3 separate regions of the Homo sapiens genome follow, and all the other regions are linked to region 2. The links are chromatin loops, found by intact Hi-C in ENCODE. Cell type or tissue: ovary. All regions are shown on one strand.

Region 1 (8,000 bases), 66 kb after region 2:
TGTTTTCCCAGCATCCCAGACTTGTATTATAATTCACATTACATCACAGCATCTGGTATAAGTTCTCAGGTGCTAGGTACAGTGACCAACTCCAGCTGACCGTGCATGAGTTAAAGCGTTGCTGCTGCTTTTTTTTTTTTAGAGACAGTTCTCACTCTGTTGCCCAGGCTTGATTGCAGTGGCGCCATCATGGCTCACTGCAGCCTCTACCTCCCAGGTAGAGCACTTTTAATTTTTTTAATTTTTTTATTTTTATTTTTTGAGAGAGGGTCTCGCTCTGGCACCCAGGCTGGAGTGCAGTGGCGCAATCTCGGCTTACTGCAATCTCCGCCTCCAGGGTTCAAGTAATTCTCCTGCCTCAGCCTGCCGAGTAGCTGGGATTACAGACGTGCGCCACCACACCCGGCTAATTTTTGTATTTTTAGTAGAGATGAGGGTTCACCATGTTGGCCAGGCTGGTCTCGAACTCCTGACCTCAAGTGATCCACCCACCTCGGCCTCCCAAAGTGCTGGGATAACAGGCGTGAGCCAGTGCACCCAGCCGGTTTTAATTGTCACAGATGTGGGCACCCAGTAGTCCTGCTTGAGCATTCTCACATATTTTGTGGTCCATTTGCCTAATGATTCATAAGTGCCTCACAGGCCAAGCTCACATTAGTTCTTTTCTTGAACATTGATATGATGCCTCACCCAGGCTGTGGGCCAAAAGGACAGCGTGGCATGATGAAAAGAACATGCAACGTGCACCGGAGACTCGGGGTAGCCCGAGTGGAACCCTGCTCCCTCATTTCCTGCCGTGTGACCTCAGGCAACTTTGAGCCTGTTTCCTTATTTGTGAAATGCGGATATGGGGATTGAGTGAAATGGGGGAACCCTTAGCTCAGTGCTTGTCTGTTTAAGTATTGACTTCTGTCCCACTTTCTCTAGTTAGTGCCCAGTAAATTGTTGACTTGATCTCAACTCAGAACGAGGATCTTTGCCTGTGGCGTGGAATCATTTCTCCAATCATGGAGAATGGGCGGAGAATGAGATTTGTAACACACCTGCCTGTTAGTTTTAGATGAGCCCTTCTGGAATTAATATGGTGTAGGCTTGGGTAGAAAGCACATCTTGTGCATAACTGCATTATCTTAGCAATTAGCTGGAATGAAGGTTCCATGTGCCCTCTACTGAGGACACCCGTCTAACAAAGGGTTTCTTTGGCTCCCAGCAAGGCTGGCACCCCTGCAGATGTATGACGATACCCAGCCAAGTTGATCTCTCTGCCTAATCCCTAGTTCCAGGGATAGCCTGTGGAGCATTGTAGGGAGTTGGCTTCATTCCTCACCCTTCCATTCTTTCAGAGACGATGGCTCAGCACACTGTATGTTGGGCTGCTTCTCAAGAACTAATTCCCAGTAACTAGCAATCCCAGTATTGAGTAGATGCAAGATGATTTTGAGAACTCTCGCTGTTCTGTTTCTAGGCTTCAACTTCGGATATCTTGGACCAGGCGTTTCTCCCTAAAGCTTTTGCTGAAGTTTCACCAAAGGATTTTATGAGACTGTAGGTTCCATGGACCACATCTGCATAGAGACATGGCTGTGTATTTCACAAGTAGGAGAATAGAAATCCCCACTGGGGCTGGGCACGGTAGCTCACACCTGTAATCCTAACACTTTGGGGAGCCGAAGCAGGAGAATCACTTGAGCCCAGAAGTTTGAGACCAGCCTGGGCAACATAAGGAGACCCTGTCTCTATTAAAAATAAGTACATTTAGAAATAAAAATATAAAAAGGAAAGGAAATCCCCAGTAGGACTGGGAGAACTCATACCTCATGGGTAGTGGGCTCAGTGGCCTTGGTGAACACTTAAGAGAGGGACAGGAAGTACAAGGTCCTTTGCTGCTACTCCCTTATCCCGTGCTTTTGCAGACATTACTAATCAATCACTGCACTCTTTGTAGCCCTAGAATCTTAGAATCCAGTGCATCTAGGCAGCCACTTCCAGTCATAGGCACCAATTTTCTTTACTGAAAATCTATTCTTCACCTCTCTTGTCTCTGGGAACTCTAAGTAAGTCCCTTTCCAAAAGCGCAGGCTAGTCAGATGTCTCTAACAAATGGTTCTAGGGCCAAGTGGGAATGATGAGATTTGCCACAGCAGGGAATAGCACCGTGACTCTGATGTTGCCAGGTGTGGAAATGATGCTGGTGAGGCCTGGGTGGTGGTCTGGATGCCCACTGTTTGCCCCATTGCTGGGTCTGCTGGACCCCACGAACTGCCTCCACTCCACTTTCTGACTGTATTCATGTTGCTGAGGGGCGTCAGGGGGCATGGTAGGAGTAGATGTTAGGTTTTTAACATGAGGAATCTTCATTTTAGTTTAGATTCAGGATCTTTCAGCCCTCTGAGTCTATCCCCTTGGTTACATAGCAGAGAGGCTTATGTGCTCTGCCAATTAGCCCACCAACTTTAGAAGGTCACAGCCAGAAAAATAGTCTTGTGCTAATGATTTAAAAATAACTTGGTGTTATTATATCATTCCATTCCTGTGAAACATCTAGGATAAGCAAATTTCTAGAGACAGAAACGAGATTAGTGGTTGTCAGGGGCCGTGGTTGGGGTGTGGGTGGTTGGGAGTGACTGCTAATGGATATAGGTTTTCTTTTTGGGGTGATGAAAATGATCTCTTCATAGAATTGTTGTTGTTGTTGTACAGTCTTGCAAATATGCTAAAAACCACTGGACATGCACTTTAAAAGGGTGAATTATATCTTAAGGAAGATTAGAAAAAAGTAAGGAGATTTTGTACAAAATAAAATCAAGTGTTAATAACAGCTACTACTGAGCACTTAAAAACGTAACTTCATGGCAGAAGTGTTAGTGCTGTCCCCCATTTCTTGATGGCATTATAGCATCAATGTCTGGACTGTGGGAGCTTTCTCTTTTGGGTCTGAAATATTGAGATCTTGACTGCTTTCACTTCTGGCCTTGTGCCGGGAGTAGCGACTGTATGTGTGATTTCGAGATATGCAAATCATCCTCTTCTTGCTTTCCTGATTTTTCTCAGGATTGCTGACATGCTACAGCTGATCAAAACCCACACCCGAGTACATTTTTGACAGAGATACAGTGATGATTTCATCTTTCATTTTCACCTCCCTCTATCAGTCCCGCAATGATTTCCAGTGTCTGATACCTCGTCACGTTCTGCGGTTGATAATACTATCTCAATTCATGGCCCTTGAAGCCATGTTGACCACCTTTCTGACCTTTGGATAGACAGGGAATACCAGATGGGCTGCGTTTTCCCCTCGGATTTTCTTTCCAGCCTTTTCCCTTTCCACTCTCTTCTTTGCCCCGAGGCGCAGCTTGGTGGACTCCATCACGAGGTTCCCCGACCTCTGACTTATGGTTGGCTTTGGCCCATGTGGTCACTGGGAAGCTCTGCCAGGAATGACTTGAGGCTGGGGCAGTTACTCTCTCGTCTTCCTCTCTGCTGGAGGCTGCAGCTTCTTTAAGTGGCATGGCATCACTGCCCAATTGATGCTGGGCTCCAGTAGCCACTGTCTACCTTACCCTTCAGGCCTGAAGGAGCGTAGGGTGGGCATCTGATACGGTTTGGATGTTTGTTCCCTCCAAATCTTACGTTAAAATGTGATTCCTAATGTCAGAGGTGGTGTCTGATGGGAAGTATTGGGTCACGGGGACAGGTGGGTCCCTCATGAATGGCTTAGCACACTCCCCCTTGGTCATGAGTGAGTTCTTGCTCTATTAGTTAATGCCAGAACTGGTTACTTAAAAAGAGCCTGGCACTTCCACCCTCCCTGCCCGCCCTTCTTCTCTTGCCTGTGGCACGCCAGTTCCCTATGCCTTCTGCCATGACTGAAAGCTTTCTGAGGCTTCACTAGAAGCAGGTGCTGGACCGCGTTTCTTACACAGTCTGCAGAACTGTGAACCAAATAGACCTCCCTTCCATATAAATTACCCAGCCTCAGGTATTCCTGATGAGCAATGCAAAATGGACTAATACAGTCTTTCCACAATTGTCGGCCCCCGAATCCCTCACCACCCCTGTTGGTTTCTTTTCACCTTGCTCCTCTGTAAATGGTCTATTAAACCTCACCATCAACCCCTTTGATGGTGCCATGTACTTACTTCCTGCCGGGCTTTGACTGAAACACCAGGCTTGTTCCAACTGGATGGCTTTGCACGTGATGGCTCCCTTCTTGAACACTCTTCCCTCAGATCTCAGCACGGTCGGCTCCTTCTGAGGGTGTCCAGCCTCAGCACACATGTCAGCGCCTCCGAGGGGCCTCGTCTGTTTACCCTCTCATCGTCCATCCTAGTACCATGCGTCATTTTCTTTATATCACTTTGACCCTCTGAAATGATCAATACTTGGTTGGCTGACTGGGCTTGTCCAGGGCATCCACACCCTCCTAAGTAGATGAGGAGTTGGCAAATATATTCTGTTGAGGGGCAGAGGGTAAATATTTTTGGCTTTGCAGGCCATATGGTCTCTGTCACAACTACTGAAGTCTGCTGTTGTAGCAAGAAAGCTGCCAGAGACATTACATAAATGAGTGGACATGCCTGTGTTCCACTAAAACTTCATTCACAGAAACAGAGCAGAAATGTGTGGTAGGCACATTCTATTCAATAAAGCTATTTAAGAAGCCACAAAAAATACACAACAGGCTGGATTTGTCCTGTGGGCCATAGTTGATGACCTTGAGCTAGCCTGAAGGCAGTGGGGTCTTGTGTGTCCTGTTCACTTTGGGTCCAGTGCTTTGAACGGGGCCTGGCTCGTAGGAGGTGCGTAGTAACTGTTCCCTGAATGCAGACCCAGGAATGCCTGTTCCATGCAGGTCATGGTGCTGGGCAGCGGCAACACCCTGGAGGGCCGGCAAGCACGTGTTTATCACACAACATAGTTGTTGCTTTGTTTTTCTTTTTTTTTTGAGACAGTCTCACTCTGTTGCCAAAGCTAGAGTGCAGTGGTACGCTCTTGGCTCACTGCAACCTCCGCCTCCAGGGTTTAAGTGATTCTCTCACCTCAGCCTCCCAAGTAGCTGGGGCTACAGGCATGTACCACCATGCCCAGCTAATTTTTGTATTTTTAGTAGAGATGGGGTTTCACCATGTTGGCCAGGCTGGTCTCGAACTCCTGACCTCAGGTGATACGCCCACCTTGGCCTCCCAAAGTCCTGGGATTACAGGCGTGAGCCACTGCGTCTGGCCAGTTGTTGCTTCTGATGGTAGATAGGAATGTCCTTTGCGGAGCCCCCAGGGTGAATTGGGTCACCCTGCTGAGAAAGGCGGGACTGGCCTCCCTGAGGAGGGAACACTGGAGCTGCGTCTGGAAGGCTGATTAGGGGTTTGGCAGGTGGGTGAGGTGGGGTAGCAGGGAGGAGGGCTTTACGAGAAGCTTGAGAGGGCCTGGTGTGTTTGACGGACTAGACTCTGCTACCCAGGGTGTTGAGGGTGACTGGAGAGGAGCTCAAGTGGACAGAGGCCAGACCAGAGGCCTGCACACCATGCCTGGTGGTGGGTCATTATCCTCTAGGCGATGGAGCAGCACTGAGGATGCAGCACCGATGAATTCACATGGTTAGAGAGGCGTTTCCATTGAGAGCAGTGTGGAGAGTCATGGAGGGGCTGGTGGCAACAGGAGACTAGAAATCTCCTGTAGAAGCTTCCCTCTATAGAAGCTTCTTGCCCCACATGGGTCTTGGTCTAGGGTGGGGTCTTGGGAGGATTTGTATTTGTTAAACCGAACCTTTTGTTCAGCCAGGGCTGAGGACTGTTCCCTGCCTCGGCACATCCTGCGGTCTCTGTTGGAGAGAACGGACCATAAGCTGATGCAGGCTCTGTTTCTGGCTTGCTCGATGGTGGTACTGTTCCGTGGTGCAGAGGATGAGCAGGTGTAGGTGAGGAGAGGGTGTGTCCAGATTTGGACATTCTACAGGAGTGGGGTGGGGAGAACTGAGATGTTAACAAGTAATTGAAAAATGAGGTCACAGGTAGTACAGCTCTCAAGAAGACAGTACAAGATGATGATGTGAATCTGCAAAGGACCTATGGAGTGGGAATATCTTTTGGTTGGGAGGGTTTGCTTTCTTAGTTGGGGAAAGCATTTTGGAGGTGCGGTGTGTGTGTAGGGGCACAAAGGAGCCAAGACTGGAAGGATGAGGAGGAACCAGCTCTCCCAGTGTCTGGGGGAAGACAGGGAAGGGCATATGCAAAGGCCCTGGGGTAGGGATGAGTGTGGGGTATGGAAGAAATGTCAAGAGGGGCGCAGAGCAGAATGTGAGAGGGCAATGAGGTACGAAATAAGGCATTTGAGTGGAGTTTGGAAAACAGAATTTCCAGTTGACCAAGATTTCTGGTTAATAGAGTACTAGTTATGCTGGTTTAAGAAAACCCGTGCGATAGTGAATGACTGTAATAAGGATTTATAAGATGTACTTGGGAATCCTTGATCCTGTAGGTTCGTGATTTTGAGAAGTTCAACTGCTACATTTTTGCCCCTGGCCTAGCATTACAACCTTGAGAAGATTGAGTACTGTTTACAAGTATGTACTTTTTTGGTTGATAATATTTCTTGAAACTTCTCACTTTGAAAGGGGCCATACAGCATTTGGAAGCTGTATGGGCAGCCTGAGCATTTGGCTTGGATTTAATCATGGGATTTTCTTACTTTGGGCAGCAGAATTCATATAAGTGTGTTTATTCATGCCTTTTTTTTTTTTTTTTTTTTTGAGATGAAGTTTTTTGGCTCTTGTTGTCCAGGCTGGAGTGCGGTGGTATGATCTTAGCTCACTGCAACATCCGCCTCCCGGGTTCAAGCAGCTCTCCTGCCTCAGCCTCCTGAGTAGCTGGGATTACAGGTGCCCACCACCATGCCCAGCTAATTTTTGTATTTTTAGTAGAGACAGGGTTTTACCATGTTTGTCAGGCTGGTCTTGAACTCCTGACCTCAGGTGATCTGCCCACCTTGATCTCCCAAAGTGCTGGGGTTACAGGTGTGAGCCACCGCACCCGGCCTTATTCATGCCTTTTTGACTCACTTCTCCTGTGGCTGTTCTTGAATTTGCATTTGCCATCATGTGAGTGAATCAAGAGTTTGTCGTGTTCGGCCTTTTGAGGAACAGGATAAGGACCACTTAGCAGAACTTTTGGAGACATACTGGCATCTTATTAAGTGGGAAATACATGGTTTCACATGGAAGTGAGTATAAATCGAGTAGGCCTGTGTTTTTGCTTTGGAATCTCTGTTGCTCATGTGTTTCCTGCGTAATTGTCCTGAAGAAGAGAGGAGCTTGAGTGACATGCATTCTGCAAACATCTTGCTCCCTTTTGCAGTGTGCTTTCTAGTTATTATGTGGTGCATATACAGCTTGTGAAGTTGTTCAGCAATTTAGTGGCATAAAAAGATAACCTGCTTGTCAATTTTTGTCTCAGGTCAAGTCACTTATGCCTAAGAAAAGATGAAAAATGATACATGTAGGCAAAATAGTCAATCCTTTAGTTTGAGTCTGTATCAGCTAAACATTTTTTGTAAGCCTCCTTTTACAGGTTTGTTTTTTACCATTCAAATATTAAATATAAACTTTACTTATTTTTATTTTATATTTTGAGACAGAGTCTTGCTCTGTCACCCAGACTGGAGTGCAGTGTTGCAATCTTGGCCCACTGCAACCTCTGCCTCCCAGGTTCAAGCAGTTCTTCTGCCTCAGCCTCCCGAGTAGCTGGGATTACAGGCGCACGCCGCCACCATGCCTGGCAAATTTTTGTGTGTTCAGTGGAGACGGTGTTTTGCCATGTTGTCCAGGTTGGTCTCGAACTCCTGGCCTCAACTGATCCACCTGCCTCGGCCTCCCAAAGTGTTGGGATTACTGGCGTGAGCCACCACACCCGGCCAGACTTTGATTCCCTTCTGACTGATGAGAGTCAGCCAGCTCTGCTGCACACTAGCCATGTGACCTTGGATCTACCACCTCACCTCTCTAGGCC
Region 2 (8,000 bases):
CCTGAGTAGACACACTTTGTCTGCTAGTTAATTGCCATTTTCCTCCTCCCCCAAATCCTGCCTGACAAGTAGTTGTTCAAGAGACATTTAAAGAAGGAAGGAAGGAAGGAAGGAACAAAGGAACTAATGTTTATTTTAGTTCTAACAAGCATGGAGAGTTAAAAGTGCATTCTGCAGGAATGAATTGAAACCGAGTTCCCAGAGGGCGGGCTCCAGTCTGTTATAATCACCATTGTGTCTCTATCTCGGGATGCAGTAAAGGCCTGGTAATATGAGTTGCTCAAGGGAGTGGATTTTCACCTTTTTTCCTCTTGTGTCAGGGAGATGCAGCTGGTTGTAGTGGAATGATGCATTACAAACTATTTGCTCTCAGTGAATGGGAACACTTGGTTTTGATCCTGGCTCTGAGAGTAGTAGGTCGCTTGACCTCTCTGTGCCTCAGTTTCGCAAGCTATGAAGTGGAGGAGGCTTCCCTCAAGGATTCTTTGTGGTGCTGACCATCTGTTCTGGGAAAGGAGCCAGAATATCCACATTCTCATTTGCGGTGATTAAAGAACCACTCTGCTGAAGTTTCTCATGACTTGCCTGACCTCGTTAGTTTCTTTGATACCAAAGACAGGTGTCTTCCTTTCCCCCTTGCCTACTGTCTCCTTTACACATGTGGTGACATTCAGGTGAATTTGAATGGCTTTTGGCTAGGCAAGCCAGTATCAGTAAACACACTGGCTTGGACATTTGGCCCATAACTTTTTATACCCGAGGCCAGGTGTTGGCCGATGTGGGAAGAGGGCTGGAAAGAGGCAGAATGGTATTTGTGTGAGTGCCAGACCCCTGTGGACTGTTTTGCTGAGATGCTGTCTTATGGAGTTTGTAGAGGTGAATCAACAACTGTCTTTGTGAAAGGCAAATGTCACCTTCAGGTTTTAATTCTGAGTGGCCAGCAGCCCTTACATTGCCACTGTATATCATCAGAGCCACTAGAATATTAGATATGTAAATCCTTTCTGCACTTTACACATCCTTTAGTTTTGTAGGGCCCTGATGTCAGTGATCACGGCAAGTTGAGAAGCAATGTGTTGGGATGGAAAGAACATGGGTCAGGCAGACCACAGCACTGCTGTTCAAGAGCTGTGTGGCTACGTGCAGTGGTTCCTGGCTGTAATCCCAACACTTTGGGAGGACAAGGCAGGAGGATTGCTTGAGGCCAGGAGTTCAAAACCAGCCTGGGCAACATAGTGAGACCCCCTCTCTTTACAAAAGAAGAAGACAGAAAAGCCAGACATGGTGGCACGTGCCTGTAATCCCAGCTACTCGGAAGGTTGAGGCAGGAGGATCTCTTGAACCCAGGAGTTGTAGGCTACTGTGAGCCTTGATCGCACCACAGCCTGGGTGACAGAGTGAGACCGTGTCTTAAAGAGAAAGATCTATGTGACCCCGGGCAAATGCTTTAATTTCTCTGAACTCGTTTTCCCAGTCCTTGAAATGGTGGTAATATTATCCCCTTGGTGGATTCCTGGGAGTTATATGAAGTGTCTGTTGTATCTGGGAACCTCATTGGAGGCTCATAGATAGTTTTAGAGATTTCAGATACCTCTTGCAATTGTGTGCAAAATCGTGCTTGTGTGTTTGTGCACATACGTGGATTTTCCTGGGGAGAAGTTCCTTTGCTTTCACGACTCTCCTTCAGAGTGTTCCAGGCTTTAGAAAAAAGTAAGAAACACGAAACACTTCAGGTAGTTAGCAGGTGGTAATTGCACATAGTGTCTGGGGCAACACTGGCAATCGTGGTATCATTATTTTTGTTTTTACTGTTCTGCTTGCTGATGTTAAACCAGCTACACTGGCTGTGTTCTTACGCACATCCCTACATGTATTAGCAGTGGGAACCTGGGCAAGTTATTTAAGCTAACTGTGCCTCAGCGTTCTCGTCTATAAAATGGGGCTATCATAGTACCCCTCTGACACAGTTGTGAGGATTAAATGAACTAACAGATGGAAGATACTCAGAAGATACACTATGTAAATTACCACCTGAGCTATCGAAGGGTGTTATATGCTATGTAAATTATACCTTGATAAGAAAAATTGGAAAAAAAATCCAAGAGAGTATCTGGCATCTTAAAGACTGAATAACTGGTAGGTGTGATCATTAACAACACCCTCAAAGGGTACGTTGCTGACGAATCTTCCTGAAAACAACATCTGGGCCTTATTGTTGAACTGCAAATAGGTTGACCTGATTTTCCATCTTACTGAAACCATCCCTCCTGCAGAGGCCCTGAAGTTCCCTTTAGCTGGTATCTACCCCTCAATCCTCCCTCTGGTTAAGAGGACATAAACCAGGCTACTCTTTCTATGAGGCCTGAAAATTGGAAGTGATCACGCAGGATGGTGGTTCTTAGCTGGGGGTGATTGCAACCCCCAGGGGACATTTAGCCATGTCTGGGACATATATGGTTGTCACACCTGGGATGAGGGTCCTTCCGGCATCTGCTAAGTAGAGCCCAGGGATGCTGCTGAACGTCCTGTGGTGGACAGGACAGGTCCTCCCAACAGGACAGCTCCTCCCAACACAGCATTATCTAGTCCCAAACGACAGTACTTGAGAAACCCCAAGACAGAAGGAAGCAGCAGGGCCGTTTTCCAGGAACCGTATTTTGTCTTAGGCTTTTTTTTTAAAACCTCTCGCCTCCTGCATAGGTCAAGGAATGAAACTTAGGAAAAAATGAGCCTAAAGAAAATGATAGATCCCAGGGAGCATTTGTTTGTGTGTGTGCGCATGCATGTGTGTGTGTATGTTTGGGAGCTTTTTCGTGCCATCACTCCTGCAATGAAGATGATGATTTAGGAAGGCAGTAGATGCATAATGATACAGACCTGTGGAATGCACCAGACTAAGTGATCCTGACTCCGTAGCTGCGGAAGTACCGTCACTGCTGCGGAAACCAGCTCACTGGTACTACTTTACTAGATCTTAATCAAAATTCATTCAGTTGATATTTGTTGGTGTTTACAACAGCCTTGTCTCCCTTCACCTCCTTTTTAACAACAAAGTTTCTACTCTTGAGTTAATTTCGTTTGAATATATGGTTATTTGGGAGCTGGAGGTTGCAAGAAAGCGGCTCAGGCTTTATTCCTGCCAATTTCAGGAAGAGCCACATTGGAGCCACCAGGGGGCGCCCTAGTCTTTTCTCTGCCGCTTTCCTTCCGCAGCTGCGGGTGGTGGTTATCTGAATTTTTCATGTCCAGCGCGGTACCCCTTTCAGTGGTGAGGTCGCGAGTGGTGGTGGTGTTGAGAGCAGTGGTCTTTTCTAGTTGAAAAACATCAAGCATGCATGCAGCTTTCTGTTCACCATCAGTATAGCACAGTCATGCATTGCCAGTCACTTTGTGGTCCTGTTCTAAAAGGGAATTTGCAGCTCATCAGAAAACATTTCCCCTGTGTCATTGCTTTTCATGAGATATAATTGATTAGCTGTGGGTATTCAGCTTTTGAATCCCGATTGTTGCCTTCTTGCCCCTTTTTTTGGGGCTGGGGAGTGAAGGTGATAGAGTCAGGTGAGCCCAGACCATCCGGCCCATTTGTTTCCTTTTAATTTGTTAGAGCTTTTGATTGTGAGCCAGGGCAGAGAGGGCAAGAAAAACATCCTTACTTGTCAATAGGCTGTGTTGAGGGGGTCCTTTTTTTTCCTCTTGGCTATTATTGGAAGAGATTCTCAACGCTAGTGAGGCGTTCTGGCTCATCGCCTAGCAACACAATTCCAAACATTCGGCAGCTCCAGAAATGAAGTTGAGGAGTGCTGTAGTAACATCAGAGAGAGATGCGAGGCCCCGCAGCCAGCTGCTTGCTTGGCTAAGGGCTTCATGATAAAATTTTAGGATGAGATGGTGGGGCAGTGGCCGTTAAATCGGCTGCAGTCTGAGCCCCCTGCCCCTTAACTGCCGAGAAGTGAACCTAGGTGACGTGGCCAACACAGATCCCTCACGCTGGGCATCTTTCTTTAAAGGGGAAACTTCCCACTGAATTTTGTGTATTAGCCCTTCAGTGACTGTCTTAGTGTCTTAGTAATTGGAAGGTTCCAGATGGCATTTAGACATGCCTCACTTCTTTATCATCTGTTTATTCATTCACCAAACATTTACCAAACATCTCTCATGTGCTGGGCGCAGTTCTAGGTGCTGAGGAGCCAGAGGTGGGGATCCAGCTTGGCCATGCACAAGCTCTGTGTCACATGTTAAAATTTCCCCATCATTATAATGCAGATTTAAGAGTGCCAGCACCATGGGCTGTTGTGAGGACTAAATGAGTTCATACACAGAGAGTGCTTTGACATTGCGCTCAGCACTCAGGAGATGTTAGCTCTTCTCACATGGGCCCTGCCCACAGAGCATTCTAGTGGAGTTTTATGGTAATAAAGAAATGATGAATGATTGGATGGGGCAAAACGGGAGGCAATGGGGTCATGTGGGAGTGATGTACTCTTTGTTATCTGTGGCACTGAACAACCGCCACTCGATCCACCCATGGGAACGAGTTCCCCGTGAAGTGGGAAATTCCTAATGGAAGTTTTAGGTTATGCAGTACAGCTCCCAACTCCTTACCTGGAAAAAGACCAGTGCTGGATGCTGGTCACTCATATAGACCCTGGATTCCTTGCTCCCAGGAGGGGAAGGAGGAACCGATGACAGCAGGATGAATGTAGCAAGGATAGGGTGGCTGAGGTCCAGAGGGTCACAGGAGGGAAAGGTTAAGGGCTCGGTGCAGGGGAGGTCAGGAGGTCTTGCACAGATGGGGATGCTGGGCCAGAAGGGAACCTCCCTGCAGTGTGCAAAGGGGGCTGACAGTGATCTTCCAGGCTGCACCTCTGGTTCCGTCACTAAGCACTGCAGGATGTCGGGATGGGCTTGAGGAGCTGTTGTCGCCATTATGAAGCCCTTGAGGAAGCATTGGTGATGGTGCTGCCGAGTACTGAGTCTGTCCTTGTCACCCGTTAACTCACGCATGTCTGCGATCCTGTGAGAGCTTGCGGTGATCCCCATTTCACAGAGGAGACGGGAGTGCTTAGCGGTAGATAAACCTAGCCAGCATCACACAGCCAGTGGCCGGTGGAGCTGGGTTGCACAGCTAGGCTCTTACTCCGGGAAGAATATGTTTTAGCTTCACCTGGAGACCCTGCACCAAGCCAGAGGGCATTTTGAAGGGGCTGTATTTCAGGCCGACTTCCCGCATCTGGCTGGTTGTTCCCTGCCTCACCAGGCTCTCACTTGTCTGTGGTTAATGATCCAGGCTGCAGTGAGTACACAAGGTCTCAGTATCATTTCTGTGCTCTTGGTTTGGGCCACACATGATTTTTTTTTTTGGTCTTTTTTAGCATTTGTTCATTTTATTTGAGGTCTGCTGCATTCCTCCTGACCTCCCTAACAGCTCAGACTCTTAATTTGTTTACAGACTTTCAGGAAGGGCTGTCCCTGAACTCTAAGCTAGGATCAACTTTTGGTCTGGAGGTTTCTAGCCGGCTATCTCAGCTGGGCCAGGCAGCAGCTTATGTAACCGTTTGATGCAATTCAGAGCCAATCCAAAATGGGCCTCTCGCTCAGGGGATGAGACGCGGTCAGACTTGTTTGAAATGTCAGCTTTGTTTGAGCTGGGACAGCTCAGTTTGTAAAGTTGGAAGGCGGGGGTGGTGGGGAGGCAGCTGGGTGTGAGTTTATTGGGAAGGAGTAGCCTGACTGGGCTGCTTCATTAAAGTTGGGGGAGCTGCACCGCCCTGGAGGAGAGCACCCCAGGCTCCTGCAGTCCCACATGAAGGGCTCACGTCCTGGCTTTGCCATTTACTTTGTCCGTTTCCTTATTTCCAAAAGGAGGTGAATAGCACTTGCCATGTGCAGTGCCCGCACACGCTGGGCCCAGAGGACGCTCAGTACGTGGCCGGGGTGCTTACGTTTTGGTTGCAGCCCAGCAGTTCTAACCCTTCCCCTGCCCCCTCCTTCAACTCCTTTTCCTCCTCCTCTTCTCCCTCCTGCCCTAGACCTTAAATATTAATGTTAAAAATTTGTATTTAAATTTTTGTTTTGCATAAGTATATATTTACATGGAACAAAACTCAAAAGGTACGTATGGGATACCGTAAAGGATTTCTCTTCCACTCCCACATCAGCCACCTTGCTCCCCGTCCAGGACTCTAACCATTGGAGTTCACCTTCTGGAAGAACGTCGCTGCCCAGTTGAATAGGGGGTTGGGCATACTGGAGCTCCCACTTGCAGTGGCCACCGCGTGCCCTTTGATGGGACGTTACATTGCATTTCAGCAGCACCCAGCTGCTTCCAGGTGTCTGTACACACCGTCGGTTTCATGTGCGCAGACGATTCAGTTTCATGCGCGCCCGATTCAGTTTCATGCTCTTCCGTCTGCCGGGACACCCTCCCCTCTCCTCCTCTTTTGCCTGGGTCGTGCTTATTCATCCTGTAAGACACAGCTTAGGCGTCACCTCCTCCAGACAGACAGACACGTGAAGATCAAGAGGCTAGCTTTGTCATCAGTAAAGCTGGTTGGAAAACAGAGCTTTGAACCTGTGGGAAGGTGGGCTTACAAAACCTCGTCCCTGAGTCTAACAGTCAGAGGTAGAGACCCCCCTCAGGGCAGTTCCTGAGCACACCTTGTGGGGAGGTGAACAGGTGGGTGGGCTCTGAGAGAACCCACAGGAGCTGAGCTGAGGAAGAGCGCCTCCTGTCTGGCCCAAGTGGGCCAGGTCACTCCCTGCATTGTGGGAGCAGAGAGTACGGGACAGAAAGAGTGAGGGTGGGAACTGGGGAGTGGGGACCTACTTCATGTGAAAATGGGAGGTCAGAGAACTGGTGGCTCCCCTCCAGCACAGAGCACTTCATGAGGAAAGAGACACTTAGGTTTCAGGCTGTTGTTAGATACATGGCTGTGGCTGGTGACTTTGCTGAGGTTCTGTTTTCTCTTCTGCAGAATGGGACTAATTACCTGTCTTTCACATGTTTGCTGTGAACATTGGCTAAAATAAAGTAGGTAGAGAGTGGTGTCTGAGTCTGCGAGGTGGTCAGCTCAGCACTAAACCCAGGGCCCTTGGTTCCGTTTTCTTGTACTGCCCTTCTCCCTGATTCTTCTCGAACCTCCCATCTCCTCTTCCACTGAAGGAAGGAAGAGGCACCGTGATTTTTGAATGGGGTTGTGTAGCTCGTAGGGGAGTTGGGTATGTGTGAGGAAGGGCCAGTGAGTTGGTGCTGCATTGTTCCTGGGTAGTTAGGTGACAGCTGGCAGCTCAGTATTTAGTGACCTAAACAGGGAGGCTCCAGGGACAGGAGCAGATGCAGCCTGTCTGAGGGCGGCTCTGCCCTTGGCTCTTGGGTCCCCCACAGCGTTCTGGCCCGGACTCCCGGTGAGGGTGGAGTCCTGTCGGCCTCCAGAAGGAAGCCCAGTTCTGACCATGCCCTCTACCCTTTTGTATTCAGACTCCCACCAGCATCTGGGAGGACTTGCACCAGCCTGCTGTGCCCTTTTGATTCGTGGAGTGTGGATCCCTGGGCTGAGGGACGGAGCAGAATGCCTATTGTGCCTATGTTCCTGGGGTGCTAGCCCACCTCCCTCTGTGGTGCAGTGCCCTCATGACTGCCTGGCTCTGAGATGGAAGGACCCTAAATGCAAATCCATCTCTGGAGTGGCACTCTCCTGTGAGCGCTAGGCATGATGAACCCGGGATGATGGTACTTGATCAGTGTGCAGGCACTGTGCTCAGTACTGGACATGGATTTCCCCTGTCTAGTCCTTGCAGCGACCCCATGCAGCGGCTACTGTTATCGCCTCTCTCTCATTGAGCAGAATCAAGGCTCAGCGATGGAGGAACTTGTCCAGCATAGGGAGTCCTTGGTGGGAGAGCATGGGACTTCAAAGCCCACCTCTTAAACTGTGAGCCCAATACCTTCTGGCTTTTCATCCTTCAGTCATTCATTCACCAAATGTTTACAAAGGCCTGCT
Region 3 (8,000 bases), 310 kb after region 2:
GAGACAGGGTTTCACCATGTTAGCCAGGATGGTCTCGATCTCCTGACCTCGTGATCCGCCTACCTCGGCCTCCCAAAGTGTTGAGATTACAGGCGTGAGCCACAGCCCCCGGCCTCAGTACCCCACTTTTAATAATGGATAGGATAACTAGACAGATCAGTAAGGGGTTAGAAGATTTGAACAACATGAGAAACCAATTAGATTTAACAGCAGAATGCACATTCTTCTCAAGTGCCTGTAACTTTCCAGGAAAGACTGTATGTTAGGCCACAAAACCAGTCTCAATTAATTTTTAAAAATTGAAATCATCCAAAGTATCTTCCTTGACCACAATAGAGTTAAATTTTTTTTTTTTTTTTTTTTTTTGAGATGGAGTCTCACTCTGTTGCCCAGGCTGGAGTGCAGTGGTGTGACCTTGGCTCACTGCAACCTCTGCCTCCGGGTTCAAGTGATTCTCCTGCCTCAGCCTCCCAAGTAGCTGGGACTACAGGCGCGTGCCACCATGCCCAGCTAATTTTTGTATTTTTAGTAGAGACAGGGTTTCACCATCTTGGCCAGGCTGGTCTCGAACTCCTGACCTCAGATGATCCACCTTCCTCAGCCTCCCAAAGTGCTGGGATTACAGGTGTGAGCCCCTGCACCCAGCCCACAACAGAGTAAATTTTATGGAGATTTGTCTCTCTCCCATGTTAAAACTGAATGCTCCAGAAGAAAGGGCTGTCTGCTTCTTTTATTGCTCTATCTCCAGTACCCAGAGTAGTGGCTTCTCAGTAAAACTTGTTTAATGAGTGAGTGAAGGAACAAAAGGATGAACAAATGAACTAACATCTAGGAGGGAGATGGGTCACTTAAACAATCAATTTCTGATACAGTGTGGTCAATGCACTGAAAGAGAGAACCATTTAACCCAGGCTGGGGTAACCTCGCTCTAACCCTGGGAGGTTGTCCACTCCTCACCAATCCAGAAAAGTTAATAAAAACCAGAGTGCTACTTATATTTCTGCCTTGTAGCCTGACACAGAAATGAAAGGAGAATGTTCTAGGCACTAATACAATTTCAGGGACCTTTCCAGGAGGAAAGTGATTAGATACACAAACCAGTTTTGATGGCTCAGAATTGCAATGTACAAATTGCCTTGAGCCCTGGGGAAGTGATCAATGGGGTTTAATTTACCCCTCAAAGGAGGTCAGCTCCTCTGCTCAGAGATGAGAAGAAATGCTATTTCAGGAGAGACCCATTACCTGAAGGGTTATTGTCATTGTGAAAATGAAATGGTCTTTACTCTAGAGGTTGTGAGAACATTGAGTCGTGGAATCTTCCATCACCGGTGTCTCAAATTGTGTTCCAAGCCCAGAAGGCTGGCGAGTTTTTATGAGCTGCTCTTGAGAGAGAAGGAGAGCTCAGGAGAAAGCATTTAGCCCTGGAACAGCTCTAATTAGAGGCGAAGGCCGGGACCTTACAGCCCTTCCAGAATGGTGCAGCACCGTTTTGATAATTATTACAATTGATCTTGAAGTTTCAGGGACAGTCAGCTTATTCGCTCTGTGTAATTTGGATCCAGCCGGGTACAAATGTGACAGTGACTTACGAGTTAAGTTTAAAGTCATCACAGAAGACAAAACAATCACATAACCAAAATATCTGTTAAACATGCCTCACCTGGCCCACGCGAGGTGAGAAATAAATGATTTGACCATAGGTAAAAGCATGGAGCTGTGCGTGGTAGGTGCTCAGTAAATTATTTTGCATTTGAATTTAAACCTTGGTGTATTGGACCCATATACACAGTGTTTTTGGAAAAGCTGAAAGAGAGGTATTTGTACCCATCAGCCTGGTTTTCTAACTTGTCATTTTCTCTGGTCCCTCCCTCCTCCCATCCTAAACAGCTGTCACCCTTGTTGCCATGAGTGTTGGTCTCCTGAGCTCGTTTGTGGAGTCTGATCTTAAAATGGGCTCAGGGTCAGGGTCTAAAGTCAGCTCAGTGAGGAGGCAGCGTGACTGCTGGGTGCTCCAGAAACGCTGGGCATTGCTGTGTGTGACCTCCTGTGATCGCGTCCTTGGGGCTTCCGGTTATTATCTTCATTTTCAGATGTGGAGACTGAGGTTCAGATACATTATGGGCCAGATCACTCCATAAGAACTGAAGGGAGCTCTTTCACATTCCGGAGTACAGATTGTGTGTGTATGTGTGTGTGTGTGTGTGTGTGTGTGTGTGTGTGTGTGTGTGTGTGTGTGTGTAGAGAGAGACAGACTGAGTGATGACTTAAACTTGTCCTTTAGCTTGCCATCAGGTGTGATGTAAGTTGTCATAAATTGCTTGTGCATAATACCTCTTGGAGTAGAAAATTGTCTCCTTTCCTCTTTTTTATTTTTTATTTTTTTGTAAGTTAAAATGTCTAATGTTGGTCTCTCTCTCTTCCTTTTGGTTAGATCAAACCGGGCGCTGATCAACGTCTGGATCCCCTCAGTGTTTCTCCGGGGCAAAGCAGCAAATGCATTCCACGTGTATCAGGTGAGTGCCTGGTTTTCAGGTGGACATCACAGCTGGGTGGAAAAACGCCCATTTGTCATGCTGTGGTGCTTTTTGCCTCTTGGTGGTGGGGCGCTATGATTAGGAGGCTATGGCCTTCCAGACACCCACATCTTAACTGCCCAGAGGCCTTGCCGAAGAAGTCTGTGGCTTTCAGTTGGGCAGGGGGATACGGTGGGCCTCTTCGTGCCAGTCAGGCTCTTAGTGTGGCTGCTGTGGAATCTCAGCTCAGACTGCATGAGCAGAAACGGAGATGTGTGTTTGCTTGTTTTGCATCTGAAAAGTCCAGTGGTAGGTCGGGCCTTGGGCATGGCTGGACCTGCCATCAGGAACCTGCTGCCATATCCTGTGTCTGCTGCTTGGTGACCCTCTCAGGCCAGCTGTCCGTGGGTTGACAGGATGACCCCAGCAGCGCCAGGTTCTCAGCCTGGAAGGGCGGGTCTCACTGGTGTGTCCTGGATCTTGAGCCTCTTCCTACACCTTGGGGTTGGGTGACGGACTCTGTGACTGGCCTGATTCAGCTCATGTGACCACCACTGTCGCCAGGGTGGGTGTTTACCTCACCTGACCACATGTCTGAGAGTGGGGAAAGGAGATTCCCCAAATGAGAGCCAGAGAATTCTTTCCAAAAGAAGGGGCAATGGATACTGGACAAGCGGGACCTGTAGACATCGCCTCTGCTTCCTTGGGGTACGGATAGCCGCACCCAGGTGGGCATTGAGTGTCTGGGGCAGCGAAATGTGTGTCTGCTTAGGAGGTGATTTTACCCAATCAAGGGGACTCCAGTTCTCCGTCTCCTCTCTGATTTTCTGAAGCCTCTTTTAGCCCTGCCCACAGCTCGTCTGCATGTCTGTCTTCCTTCTCCTCCTCTCTCTTACCACGGACTCTGATTTCCAGGCTTTGGTGTGCCCTTGTTCTGGGACTGCTTTGTTCTCAGTGCTGAGCCCCAGCTGCTTCCTGCTTCTCCTGTCTGCTTGTGCTAAAATAATTGTCGTTAGGTTTTGTTTTATTCCCCATGAGCTCTCTGCAAACCCTTGGATTTTGTTGCCATTTTTCTTAGTGAGAAATTGACTTATTGAAGAAATTTTCTTGTCTATTAAGATATTTTTCCCCAAAGAGTGGGGTGTTGAAGAAAGGACACTGAACTTGAAAGCGGAATCCCTGGTTTAAATCCTGTGACCTTAGATGAGTCTTAGTTTCTTCAGCTGTAAAATGGAGACAGTAATCTATCTTGTAAAACTGTTTTGAGATTAGAAATACCTGGCCTGCAGTAGACACTCTATTCATTTCTCACCTTCCCAAATGACCGCTGTGCTTGGTCTCAGGTCTAAGCATAATATGCACATCTTACTGGAAATCTTAGGGACAGATGAGCTAGACTTTGGCATGAGAAGTTTGTTTTAGTTTGACACCTTCAGCTGGGCAACAGTCATAGGAGAATCTTGAGTGTTCATGTTGTTCCCAGCTCCGGTTTAAAGGGAGAATTAGATATTATGGATTTTCAAAAATCCTCTTCTCTTTGTTTCTCCTTTTGTCCCCCACAAACCCAACTTTCTTATTTGACCCTTCAAGTTCTGCATTGTGGTCATCAGAGAGCTGGAAGGTGCAGCCTGGAGGATGAAAAAAGTACAGCAGACAGCTCTATTTTAGAGCAAAATTAAAACATGTTATCACTTGAGAGGTTTCCTTGACCTTTCAGTTTTGACTTTTCCCCCTGTTTACCCCATGAAGCAACTTGGCAATTTTTAGCTCCTGAAAGCTATGAATTGAGACGGACCTTAGCAAATATGCCGTTGCCTGGGAGATTGTTTCCACAGTGGCCACTGTGGCAGTGAAGCCACTCTCTCCCCGTCCTTTACGGTGTGAAGCTCTCATGGGTTCAGCCCTGCTTCCAGCCAGCCTCAGGCCTGGCCGCTCTGCATCGCTGGGAGCAACTTCACTCCACGCCTTTGGCCTTCTGCAGCCTTCCTGATGCTGGGGTGTGTGAAGTGGTGTCTCTTGCATGCAATTATTTTTCTCTTTTTAGCAAATGATGCTTCTGATTGGTGCCTGCAGAGCAAAATCAGAGCATGTGTTTGGAAGCATTTTAGAAATCCTTTATTGCCATGTTTTTACTTTATATAAATGATATTGCATAGAAGGTGACTCATTTAAAATACTGGTACTGTTGAAGAGTACTTATTTTAGAATTAAAAAAGTATGCTGGCCAAGCATGGTGGCTCACGCCTGTAATCCCAGCACTTTGGGAGGCTGAGGCGGGTGGATCGCCTGAGATCAGTAGTTTGAGACCAGCCTGGCCAACATAGTGAAACCCCATCTCTACTAAAAATACAAATTAGCCAGGCGTGGTGGTGGGCGCCTGTAATCCCAGCTACTTGGGAGGCTGAGGCAGGAGAACGGCTTGAACCCAGGAGGCAGAGATTGCAGTGAGCCGAGATCGCACCATTGCACTCCAGACTGGGTGACAAGAATGAGACTCTGCCTCAAAAAAAGAAAACAAGTATGCTATTTAATTCCACAAAAGATTTGACATAATTTCTAGAGAAACGTCTAAAAAAGAATGATAAAAGAGAGGTTAAAAAAAATACATCAGGGTCAATGAAAATGTAAACTAAGGGTTTAAAAGGAAAAAGCGGAAAGCATATATATGTGTCATGAGATTCTACACAGTTGCACTCATTGATTTATGAATTTCCTGTGGGCTTCCTGGCAGCCATTGTGAAAGGGAAATGTGGTTATTTGGATAATTCTGTTGCTAATGATAAGAAAATATGTTAATTCTTTAAAAGAAGCTGTAAAAGAAATTTCCACACAGGATTTGAGATTAAACAATAAAAAAGGATAGAGTAGACAATCCCCATCTACATTCCCGTGACAGCCACTGTCTGGTTTTCTTAAGATTTCCCTTGAAGGAAACCAAGGGCATAACCCCAAAGTGAACATAAATTCGACTGGAGAGCCAAGACATGTAGCTTTCTCAGGAGAGCGGTGCTCCCTGGTACTGGAGCTGCGCTGTCTGTACCAGAGCTCCTAGCCATGTGTGGCTCTTGAGATTTATATTAATTAAAATGAGATTTATATCAATTAAAATGGCTCATGCCTATAATCCCAGCACTTTGGGAGGCCGAGATGGGTGGATCACTTGAGGTCAGGAGTTCAAGACCATCCTGGCCAACATGGTGAAACCCCATCTCTACTAAAAATACAAAAATTAGCTGAGCGTTGCTGTTGCATGCCTGTAATCCCAGCTACTTGGGAGGCTGAGACAGGACAATCGCTTGAACCTGGGAGGCAGAGGTTGCAGTGAGCTGAGATCGCGCCACTACACTCAAGCCTGGGCGACAGAGCGAGACTCTGTCTCAAAAAGAAAGAAAGAAAATGAAAGATTCGGCTCCTCAGTTGCACCACATTTCACATGCTGAGCAGCCAGACGTGGCTGATGGCTCCTGTTCTGGACAGCACAGATCTGGAACATTTACCCCACACACAGAGGTCTGCAGGGCGGCTGCCTTGGAACAAGCTCTCCTAGCGTGTGGGATGGCAAGATGGTGGTGTATGTGCCAAGTCAGGATTTAGAAGGACCACACTGGCCATGAAAGGCCACATCCTGCGGGGAGAAGGGCCCCCGCTTTTTCAGCCCTTCATGGCTTCCAGCTCCTTGGAAGAGGAAGTCTCTGTGTCACTCTCTTACCTCTCATGTCCCTCTGATCTTTCTTAGGAAAAACAGCAAGGCTGGGGTCATTGCCTTTGGCAGGTGACAAGCTTAAGGTTAATTAGATTGTTTTTTTTTTTTCTGTATTCATTTTTACATTTGCCTCCTAGTTATGTCACAGAATTCTATTTTTCCATTTACCATGGTGATGTACAGTCCCCCTTTAAAATATATTTTAGGTAAAAAGGAAATGAGTCAGCTTAAAGAAAGCTACTAAATAAACAATCGTGAAAACAGTCCAAAGTTTAGCATGATGCTCTATGAATGATTGATATTTGGGTAGCACTATAAAGGAACAGATAGACTGTGATTAACAAATACCAGTATAATAATTAGTAGCCACCTCTCACTGGTTTGTGTGTTGTGTAATAGCTCATTCAATCCTTGTAGCCATCCTGTGGGGTAAGAAACTCTTACCCCATTTTATAGGTGAAGAATCAAAGGCACAGAGAAGCATCTCATTTACTGACATGTTTTTCAGCCCCCAAAGCAGTCTCTGACAAGGTCCTGGTCTTTAGAGATTCTGTGTTACTGAAGGAGGGCTGAATCAAGCTCTTTAAAAATCCTAAAAGCAGCTGTGCATGATGGCATGTGCCTGTAGTCCCAGCAGCTCCAGAGGCTGAGATAGGAGAATTGCTTGAGCCCAGCAGTTTGAGCCTGCAGGGAGCTACGATTGCATCTGTGAATAGCCCCTGTATTTCAGCCTACGCAACACAGTGAGACCCTGTCTCTCCAAAAGAATGTAAAAATTAACTGGGCATGGTGGTGCATACTTACAGTCCCAGCTACTGGGGAGGCTGAGGCAGGAGGATTGCCTGAGCCCAGGAGTTTGAGATTGCACTGAGCTGTTATAATGCCACTGCCACTCCGGCCTGGGTGGCAGAGCAGGACCCTTCTCAAAAAAACAAACAAACAAACAAAAAAAAAACTAGAAGCAGCTGGGACAGTCACCCTCATTCCAAAAGGCAAGGCCCAGCTCAACGAAGATCTCACCTGCATGGGCAGCCACCTACACCCCTGAGATGGTAGGCTAAGGGCAGGCCTGCAGCCAAGCCAGGACTTTTCCATAGGACCTCTCTGGGTCCACTGTGGTGCACACATTATCCAGCAAGCCCTCCACATCCAAGAGCCAGGCTGAGATGGTTTGCTTTGGAAAGTTGTCAGAGCAGTTGCTGGTCCACAATAACTTCTGTGGCCGTCCAGTATCTCAGGACATCTTGTTTGAGCAATGTCAGGGTCCCAGAACCTGCCTCGGGGTGGCTGCTTGAAAAAGTCCTCCGGCCAGGTGCAGTGGCCCATGCCTGTAATCCCAGCACTTTGGGAAGCCAAGGCGGGTGGATCACCTGAGGTCAGGAGTTCAAGACCAGCCTGGTCAACATGGTGAAACCCCATCTCTACTAAAAATACAAAAATTAGCTGGGCATGGTGGCACACGCTGTAATCCCAGCCACTCGAGAGGCTGAGGCAGGAGACTCACTTAAACCTGGGAGGCGGAGGTTGCAGTGAGCCAAGATTGCGCCATTGCACTCCAGCCTGGGGGACAGGAACAAAACTTCTAAAGGAAATAAAATGTCATCCTACATGCCAAAGAAATTAAGGTAATTCCCCTGCTATGTGCAGTCACAGAGCCCCCACTACTTCTATTGTGGAAAAATCTGGAATTATATTTGGCACAGAGGATTCTAGCAAGAAGTGCTGTGCATTGCCAAGGTTGAATGCAAATTATTGCAAAAAGTTTGTGTTCCTGTGTCCTGAGA

Evidence for each region. Hi-C counts contacts between places; a loop is a spot of excess contacts. Peaks named below come from ENCODE experiments on the same cell type or tissue, not always from the same donor. Only the 100,000 strongest peaks of a DNase experiment are listed, where the experiment ranks them.
Region 1: a loop joins it to region 2, with 2.0 times the contacts of the local background. A loop is called at or near these places in 4 of 110 quality-filtered maps.
Region 3: it touches region 2 in a loop (2.2-fold over the local background); 3 of 110 quality-filtered maps call a loop at or near these places.

The regions. Positions count from the first base shown.
Region 1 is chr16:12,157,957-12,165,956 of GRCh38, forward strand. The region is part of intron 13 of SNX29 (sorting nexin 29); the gene reads left to right. Among named protein-coding and RNA genes, the nearest start is that of SNX29, 190 kb to the left of the region's middle. RefSeq lists an enhancer at 5,282-5,782. In ovary, no CTCF peak of the experiment used is centred here; a DNase peak (open chromatin) is centred at 4,244; H3K27ac peaks cover 2,056 bases.
Region 2 is chr16:12,092,194-12,100,193 of GRCh38, forward strand. All of the region lies in intron 11 of SNX29 (sorting nexin 29), which reads left to right. Among named protein-coding and RNA genes, the nearest start is that of SNX29, 120 kb to the left of the region's middle. RefSeq lists enhancers at 4,497-5,430, 5,359-5,653. In ovary, a CTCF peak has its summit at 3,181 (motif pointing right); DNase peaks (open chromatin) are centred at 3,208, 3,808 and 5,608; H3K27ac peaks cover 3,592 bases.
Region 3 is chr16:12,401,017-12,409,016 of GRCh38, forward strand. It overlaps SNX29 (sorting nexin 29), which reads left to right. Exons shown (of 21, transcript NM_032167.5): 18 at 2,432-2,513. Among named protein-coding and RNA genes, the nearest start is that of SNX29-AS2, 32 kb to the left of the region's middle. RefSeq lists enhancers at 4,400-4,499, 6,026-6,155. In ovary, no CTCF peak of the experiment used is centred here; no DNase peak of the experiment used is centred here.